Regions from separate parts of the Homo sapiens genome. Here region 2 is linked to region 1. Evidence: chromatin contacts called from ENCODE Hi-C or POLR2A ChIA-PET data. All regions are on one chromosome and are shown on one strand. Each heading gives the region's core, a stretch centred on a gene start or an enhancer-like site at or near the end of the contact. The rest is flanking DNA. Distances are from core to core; before and after follow the strand shown.

What was found. Hi-C counts contacts between places; a loop is a spot of excess contacts on that map. ChIA-PET counts read pairs that join two places held with the same protein, here RNA polymerase II (POLR2A). Pooled maps may share reads with other maps.
Region 2: a loop to region 1 is called in a map of cardiac septum, with 2.1 times the contacts of the local background. The contact joins the enhancer-like site here to the promoter of TNNT2 in region 1. A Hi-C loop is called at or near these places in 1 of 168 maps with a recorded cell type or tissue (cardiac septum) and 5 of 50 pooled maps. POLR2A ChIA-PET finds 5 or more read pairs at or near these places in 4 of 52 experiments (Caco-2, H1, MCF 10A and 1 more).

The regions. Positions count from the first base shown.
Region 1 is chr1:201,375,217-201,379,586 of GRCh38, reverse strand. It overlaps TNNT2 (troponin T2, cardiac type), which reads left to right and starts at 1,907. Exons shown (of 17, transcript NM_001276345.2): 1 at 1,907-1,964. RefSeq lists enhancers at 1-64, 1,401-1,938, 1,939-2,476, 2,881-3,377.
Region 2 is chr1:201,459,830-201,464,199 of GRCh38, reverse strand. No RefSeq gene overlaps it. Among named protein-coding and RNA genes, the nearest start is that of PHLDA3, 7.2 kb to the left of the region's middle. RefSeq lists an enhancer at 2,039-2,621. Within about 2 kb of position 2,184, at least 29 of the 41 ENCODE cell types and tissues checked have a DNase peak (open chromatin) inside an H3K27ac peak, as active enhancers do; they include Panc1, where a contact is called at or near this core.

The sequences.
Region 1 (4,370 bases), core at 658-3,157:
TGGATTTCCTTATCTGAGAGGCTGTCTCACAGCGCTCTGAACGAAGCTCCTGCCTTAGAACAATTCGAAGCCATACACGTGTGGCCTGTGACACCAAGGATCTACTGGGCTTTTCCCATGGGGCTCAGTAGTGACCTAGGTGCCCAGATCCCTCTTCTAGGCATCCATGCAAATAAACCGTGGTCTGTTTGAAAGGTTATTGGGCTTACAAGGAACAGTAACCCACCCTCAAGTTAAAAAAGGGTTTGGGAAAAGTAATTCCGAATTCTACGTTACTCCAGGCCAGGACCCAAGGCAAGGCTGGGCCCTGCTTCGTGGGCTAGAATGGGAGAGAGAGATGATGGGGCTCCCCCCACTTTCTTGACAGCCTGACTCCTTCCTCACTATCCCTCGGGAATCTGTCCCCTCCATCTGCCTGTCTCTCTACAAAGTGCCCCTGCTTCCCTGTGGTGGTCCTCAGTCCCACAATGCTGGCCAGCGGGCGGTTGGCTTCAGCTTGCCCTGCCACAGATGTGCTGGCAGTGTGGAGGCCCACGTGGCAGGGCAATCAAGGCCACTGGACTCAGAGGCCACAGGGAACTATGGAGGGGATGGAGTCAGCTGAGTGATGGGACAAGAGTCTGACAGCAGCATGGGTGTGGAGCAAATGGCAGTCCCCTGCGCAGAGGACCCTTTCAAGGACATTAGTGGTGGAGGCAGCATAGTAGCTCCCAAGGCAGAGGGATTGAGAGAAGAGTTTGAGGACTGGGAAGGCGGGACACATGATTGGGTGATGGGAGAAGGGGGCAGAGAATAGCGAGATTGCTTTCTTTGCCCACGGAGAAACAGAGGAGTGTGGATCATGAATGGGCAAGATCTTTAAGTGCCAGGGGGGGTCATGGAGGAGGGGAGGGCCTGCTCCAGAGGAGGACCATTCCTGCTTCAGAGCCAAGCAGGACCTAGGCTGTGAAGATTCGGAGAAAGAGATGGAGGGGAGAGTCAGCTCAGCTGCTTACTGGCTTGCTTTCCTCCTGTCTCTTTCATTTTCATAATCTACCAAACCCTGCAATGGGCCAGCCTTGAACATACAAGTGCATGTGCATGGTCAGACACAGGCAAGCAAGCAAGACCCCTAGGCCTGACCTATGCATCTGCAATCTAGTAGGTTTAGCAGATCATAGCCCCGCACTGCTTGATTTTAAAGCCGTTAGGGGATGACCTTTGACAGTCCGCATCACCCCTCTCACACAACGAGCGCCTGTTCAAGGTTCTTGACTGGAAGTTCTACCTTGTATCTGGCCTCCTGTAGCAGTTTCAGTCCATTCCCTGTGAGGAGGGTGTGCCACATGGCTTTGGGGGTCATGGAGAAGACCCACCTTGCAGATGTCCTCACTGGGGCTGGCAGAGCCGGCAACCTGCCTAAGGCTGCTCAGTCCATTAGGAGCCAGTAGCCTGGAAGATGTCTTTACCCCCAGCATCAGTTCAAGTGGAGCAGCACATAACTCTTGCCCTCTGCCTTCCAAGATTCTGGTGCTGAGACTTATGGAGTGTCTTGGAGGTTGCCTTCTGCCCCCCAACCCTGCTCCCAGCTGGCCCTCCCAGGCCTGGGTTGCTGGCCTCTGCTTTATCAGGATTCTCAAGAGGGACAGCTGGTTTATGTTGCATGACTGTTCCCTGCATATCTGCTCTGGTTTTAAATAGCTTATCTGAGCAGCTGGAGGACCACATGGGCTTATATGGCGTGGGGTACATGTTCCTGTAGCCTTGTCCCTGGCACCTGCCAAAATAGCAGCCAACACCCCCCACCCCCACCGCCATCCCCCTGCCCCACCCGTCCCCTGTCGCACATTCCTCCCTCCGCAGGGCTGGCTCACCAGGCCCCAGCCCACATGCCTGCTTAAAGCCCTCTCCATCCTCTGCCTCACCCAGTCCCCGCTGAGACTGAGCAGACGCCTCCAGGATCTGTCGGCAGCTGCTGTTCTGAGGTAAGGCTCGGGCAGGGCTCTGGGGAAGAGGAGAGCAGAGAATGGACGGGGAGATGTGAGGGTCTTGGGCCCTGGCATATTTACCCAGAGTCTGCCTGTGTCCGCAGAAGTCCATGGCCCCTCCTGGTGGAGGCCACACTTCAGAGGACAGGTTGCCAGGTCTGGGCTCCAAGATTGGTACAATAGAGCAGAGAGAAAGAGAGAATCCCATGGTAGCCATTGGAGACTAGGGTTGGAGTCCTGGACCTGCCACTAAAGATGTAGAGTTTAAACTCTTGGATGAGTCACTTTCCCTCCCCAGGCCTCAGTTTTCTCATCTGTAGAGTGGGCTAAATATTTGCTAGGCCTCTGCCTGCTCTAAATACAATGAGGCTCTAACCAACAGAGACTCCCCTAAATTGCTTGTTCCAGGCCGAGGGTCACCTATACCTTTCCAGTCAGGTCCTTCTTGAGTCCCAGGGAGCAGAGCGAGACTGCAGCCCTGTCAGTCAAGTGAGTCTCCTGGTCATATTCTCAAGGCTAGGAACTCAGAAACTGTCCTGGAAGTACTGAGAACGACCAGATGTGCAGGGTCCTCTGCAGCGCCTCTCCAGGCCAACGCGGGAATTCCATTTGATGCCGCTGACTCAGTGCCATTCCCTCCCAGAGCTGAGCTGAGCTCCCAGACCCTGAGCTGAGCTGCACTTGGGGGGCAGATGGGGAAAGGCCCCACTGGGAGAACCTGTCCTTGGGTGTGAGCCCAGCTGGTTGGCATTAAAGGGTTTAACCTGGGCCCCCGTAAGTGTAACCCTTGTCCCATCCCACCCCAACACCCCATCTTGGGACAAGCCTTGCTCTGTGCCCAGGAGTGGTAGAGAAAGATTCCCTTGGTTTCTAGTTTCTCCTGGGCAGGCTGAGGACTATTCAGGGAGGGGGTTGCCTGGTGTGTAAGGAATTTCAGAGCACATTCCTGGCCTGCTGTAGCCGGGAAGCTACCTGCCCTCCCAAATTCCTTTTCTGACCCATGTCTTAGAGGGCGAATCTTCCTTCTCTCTGCAAAAGTGGAATCTGAGAGGATCAGGTTGCTGGCTGCCTCCTATTTCTGACCCCCACTTCCACTCTTCCTGCCCTCTCCCCATCCCCTTACCCCCGCTCTCCTGGTGGGCTAACAGCTGTTGGCTTAGGAAAATCCCATTCGAGTGCTGGGGACAAGGACTGAGGGGTGGGGCCTGTGTTTCTCAGAAACTCGGAGACTGTTTCTACAGGGACAGAACTCAAGGCTCTCCTGCTTTGTAGTTGGTTAACTGAAGTCAGAGAGGCTAGGTGACTTAAATAAGGCCACACAGCAAAATCTGGGTTTTAAGCCCAGATTTTTTGACCCCAAGGTCAGTATGCCTTATGCCTTCTATTGTCTTTGCTTTACTCCCCAAGAAAGGTGACCCTGTGAACGTGTTAGGCTTCCAACACGTGTTGGCTATGAATGCATTAGGCTAGAAAGCTGCCTGTGGAAGTGGGTGGGACTTGGGTGTGAGGACACAGGTGTTTCAGGACATTCTGGTTCCTTGCCCTGCCAGGTTCTTGACTCTCTCCCATTCTGCAGCCCCCAGTCTCAGCCCACCTCTTTCCCCTGCATCAGGTCCTGCCTTTGAGCCACTGGCATGGTGGTGTCCTCTGGGCTGGCTGAAAGCCCTCCTCCATCCTGCATGTCTGCATGCTATTTTTGGGAGCTGGATGGTGCCCCCAGGAACAGGGAGAGGAGTCCAAGCTGCTCTGTCCTCCTGTGAGGCCCCAGCACCATGCCCAGTGGCTCTGAACTGGTGGAAGGGCAGAGTAGGAGAGGAGAGAGAAAGCTAGAAGCTATGCGCCCAGGCTGGCCATGCACGGTTCCTCTGAGAATTTTCTCCCTCCCACTGAGGGACAAGCTTCTCCTGGGGCTCAGGTAGGAGCTCCTCAAGTTCTCAAGTCACTAGTTCTGGCCGCTCCCCTGGGGCTTTGGGTAACAATTGTCAGCCCCACCCATCCTAGGGTTAGGAAGGCTATTCTCTTTGGCCACTCTCATCCTAAGACCTATTTGGAGAACCTCTGGGGTTTGAGTCTTTTTTTCAGCAGAATGAGGCTTGATCCCGCATTATAGCACCTCGCACATTTGATGTCTCTTCTTCTCACCCACTCACCCCACCCTGGGGGTTGGGGCAAAAAAGTGGCTCAGAGCTGCGGTTCAGAGCTCCTTGTAAACAAGGCTCCTCCCTCACTGTCCTCACCCTGCTCCAGCAGAGGGAGCAGCGGAAGGACCACTCTGCTGCAGCCATGCTTGTTTCTAACCCAGCAGAACTGGACATAATGGGAACAGGGTCTGAAGACAATCAATCCAGGGCTGCAGTGGGTGCTGAGTCTGGGGAAGCCTCCACCTGGAGGGGCAGCTGGGCA
Region 2 (4,370 bases), core at 935-3,434, 84 kb before region 1:
GGCGTGGCTGGAGAGAAGAGGGTTGCCATCCTATATAACAGCAGCTTCTAAATAGCCTCTAAAATAGAATCTTTGGGCGGGGCGCGGTGGCTCACGCCTGTAACCCCAGCACTGTGGGAGGCCGAGGCAGGCGGATCACGAGGTCAGGAGACCAACCTGGCTAACACGGTGAAACCCCATCTCTACTAAAAATACAAAAAAAGTTAGCCGGGCGTAGTGGCAGGCACCTATAGTCCTAGCTACTCGGGAGGCTGAGACAGGAGAATGGCGTGAACCCGGGAGGCGGAGCTTGCAGTGAGCCGAGATCACGCCACTGCACTCCAGCCTGGGCAATAAAGCAAGACTCCATCTCAGAAAAAAAAGAAAAAAAAATAGAATCTTTGCTCTTCAATCAAACCGGAGGGTAACTGATGGTGGGGGTTCAGGCATAAGGAAAAGACGTATCCAGGCACTCAGAAATAGGGGAGTGGGCCGGGCGCGGTGGCTCACACATGTAATCCTAGCACTTTGGGAGGGCAAGGCGGGTGGATCACCTGAGGTCAGGAGTTTGAGACCAGCCTGGCCAACAAGGCGAAACCCCGTCTCTACTAAAACTACAAAAATTAACTGGGTGTGGTTGTGCACGACTGTAATCCCAGCTACTCGGAAGGCTGAGGAAGGAGAATCGATTGAACTCTGGAGGTGGAGGTTGCAGCGAGCGGAGATAGCACCACTGCACTCCAGCCTGTGTGACGGCAGTGAGACTCCATCTCAAAACAACAACAACAACAACAACAAAAACGAAATAGGGGAGTGTTAGTGAACAGATGGGGTTGAGAGGCAAGACATCCAGCAAACTAAATGCCTTTACAGGCTAGGCACTGTGCTCGACTCTGGGGATGCAGAAGAGAAAGACAAGATCCAGTCCTTGCCTCAAGGAGCCAGGTTCTGGTGACATCAGTCAGTGCTAACTGGTGCCCATAGAACTGGCCACCAGGCGCCAGGGGAGCACTGGGCAATACTTTCTCTGTCCAGCACTAGGGGTCATTCTCAGAGCTTGGCTGCAAAGGGCAGTGTAGGGTATAGTATGAGAGACATCAAGGGCAGAGGGCAGGTGGAGGGTGGAGGGGGAAGCAGGCTCTAGTTTCTGGCACTCTGCTTTTTTGGAACACCAGCCCTGTTGGTTTAAAGTATGTTGGTTCTTGACCAAACCCAGCTTCCGTTTCTCTTGCTAGGAGAGTCCCAGCCCCTTGAAGAGTCTGCTGCTGTTAGAGCCCTTGACACAGACCCTAGAACGCAGTTCTAGGTATGCAGCAGTGTAGGGGCTGGTGGTTGCAATGGGGTGATCATTTACTATCATTTGTAAGAGCCTGGGAGCTGTCTGAGTATCCTAAGAGCCCTCACAGCACAGAGGTCTGGGGTTCAAGACCAGGTTTTTTGTTGTTGTTGTTGGTTTTTTCTTTTTTGTTTGTTTTGTTTTGCTTTTTGAGACAGAGTCTTGCCCTGTTGCCCAGGCTGGAGTGCAATGGCACGATCTCGGCTCACTGCAACCTCCGCCTCCCAGGTTCAAGCAATTCTCCTGCCTCAGCCTCCCAAGTAGCTGGGATTCAGGCGCCCGCCACCAGGCCTGGCTAATTTTTTGTATTTTTAGTAGAGATGGGGTTTCAGTGTGTTGGCCAGGCTGGTCTCGAACTCCTGACCTTGTGATCCACCCGCCTTGGCCCCCGAAAGTGCTGGGATTACAGGCGTGAGCCACCGTGCCCGGCTAAGACCAGGTTTTAAAAAAGATCCGTGACCTCTTTGGGGAGTCTTTGCCTCTCTGATGGAGGAGGGGCCATCCTGCTTCCTGGGTTCACGGGTGTTCTCACTGCTCTGGTTTTCATGACTTTGAATTTCCAAGAAGGAGCAAAGGCCCTTACCCCGGGAAGGCTTGGCTAGACCTCAGAGTAGGGTCAAGACCTCTTTGGGGGCACAAACAGGCTCTGATAGTGCCAGCAGACATGCATGAGATGGAAAACCTTTGCTCAGTTGGGCCTGTGAGGCCAGGGAAGGGCTGTTGCCACCAACTCTCCCCATGCTTCGGCAGCCCCAGCGTGGCCTCACCCCCACCCGATACGTGAGTCATCCATGGGAACATGAGACAGGGCAAGTCTCAGCCAGGCAGCTGGGAGTCCGATGAGGTGGGGTGGGGAGACCGAGGGAGAAGGGATGGGCTTGCTGTGGTCAGGGTGAGCTGGGGTTGGGAGCTAAGGCTTTAGCAAGAGTGAGCCTGTTGCAAGGGTGAGAATGGAGACCAGTGAGGAGAGCCAGAGTGAGAGTCCATGAGCTGGAATCGCAGCAGGAAGGAGTAGGGGCAGATAGACAGGGCGTTACCGTGTGCAATCCTGAAGTCTGTTGGGGATGTATAGGTACTGTGGGCAGCTGTCACACCAGGGCCAGGACCCAAGGACCCTGGCAAGACTGGCTATACAGGAACATACTGTAAGGCTGCACAGAGAGCCCTGGTTTCACCTCCCTCAGTCTCCTGCCTCAGTGGGTCCACCATGGTTCACCGAAGTGATCTGTCCAGAATTCAATTCATTCTTCTGCTAAAACTGCCAGCGCTTTCCCCACTGCATTGGGAGGATGCCCACTTGTCAAAAGGGTCTTCTCTCCACTATCAGGGCTATCTCTCCAGTGTTTGTCTCTACGTGCTCCACGCCCGGCCCCAGCATGCAATCCACCCCCATTCCAGGACCTGGGAAAGCTGCCTCACACTGCCAGGCCAGTGTACCCCCACTCTTGCTACATGCTTCTGTATCACTGGCTCAGCTCTCTCTCATGTCACCACCTCTGAGAAGCTTCTCTGAGTGCCCTGCCTACAAGGCAGGCTGAGTAACTGCTCACTTCTCTCTGTGCTGCCATACCTCCTCTATTAGTCACACTGCCTTGTGATTGCTGATTTATGCGTCTGCCTGTCCAACTAGACTGGTCAGTTTCTGCACTTGTTATTTGTATATTCCTGGTGCCTCAGAGTACCTGGCAAATAGTAGATTCTAATAATAAAAATGACAAGTGGTATATAGTGTTTACTCCGTGCAAGATATTGACCCAAGAACTGTAAAAAAAAATTTTCTTTTTTTAAGACAGGGTCTCATTCTGTCACCCAGGCTGGACTGCAGTGGCATGATCTCAGCTCACTGCAACCTTGACCTGCTGCTGGGCTCAAGTGATCCTCCCACCTCAGCCTCCTGAATAGCTGAGACCACAGACGTGCACCACCATGCTTAGCTGGTTTTGTATTTTCTGTAGAGATGGAGTTTCATCATTTTGAACTCCTGAGCTCAAGCGATTCACCTGCCTCAGCCTTCCAAAGTATTGGGATTACAGACATGAGCCACCATGCCCAGCCTATACAATTCTTAAATCATGTAACGTTTCAACAACCCTGTGAGGTAGGTGCGATTATCACGACTCCCATATTTTACATTAAGAAACTGAGGCCCAGAGAAGTTAAGTGGCTGGTTCAGAGTCACATAGCAGCTAAGTGGTGGAGCCAGGAGTCAATGTGGTCACAGTGGGACTCTAGGTAAGTGCTCTTAACCCAACACCAAATAGATTCTTACTGTTTGTGAGTAAATAAGTAAGTGAATGAACCCAGCATTTTGCTGGGAGAAAGGAGGTCAGAAGAGAGAGAGTTGGTGAGGATCAAGCCCCGAGAGGGCAGAGAAGGGAATGGTCTGTGGGCTGGGGGTAGGGGAGGCTTCATGGAGAGGATGACTGGAGCCAAGTCCTGAAACAAGGGTGGAGATTAACTACAGGAAAGGACCCAGAGATGTGCCCCATGACCTGGGAGGCTCTGTGCATGCTCACGAGAGCTAGGCCTGTGGTGAAAATAGCCTAGAAGAGCCGATGGACTCCTTCCTGGTTATGAAGGAGCAGTGAGAACTCTGGGGGAATAAATGGTGTTCCAGGTTCAGAACCTTGTCGCTGTATTGGCCTGAGATGCTCTTTGTCTAAGGACCTGGGCACAGGGTCACCTTAGCCTGCAGGGACAAACGCTCAAGGGATCAGAAGCTGTGATCCCATGTGGCGGCAATCCTGGTCCCAGAGGCCTAGAGGCAGCACTCATGCCCTGCTTGCTGGCTGACCAACCAGCCTGGTTGGCCTGGAATTCTCCAGTTTTAACACTGGAAGTTCTGCATCCGGAGGAGCATCTCAGTCCTAGGCAAACTGTGGTAGTTGGCCACCCTACCCACTGCCCCAGGGACAGGAGGCCTTGTAAAACCCATCCTCATGATCTCACCAGTCAGCTCTGCCCACAGCACTCGGCTCCATTGAATGGGACCGTACAGAGTACAAGCCTGTGGGCAACAGCGCTACAGCCCTGGGGCATCACCCATCAGTGACTC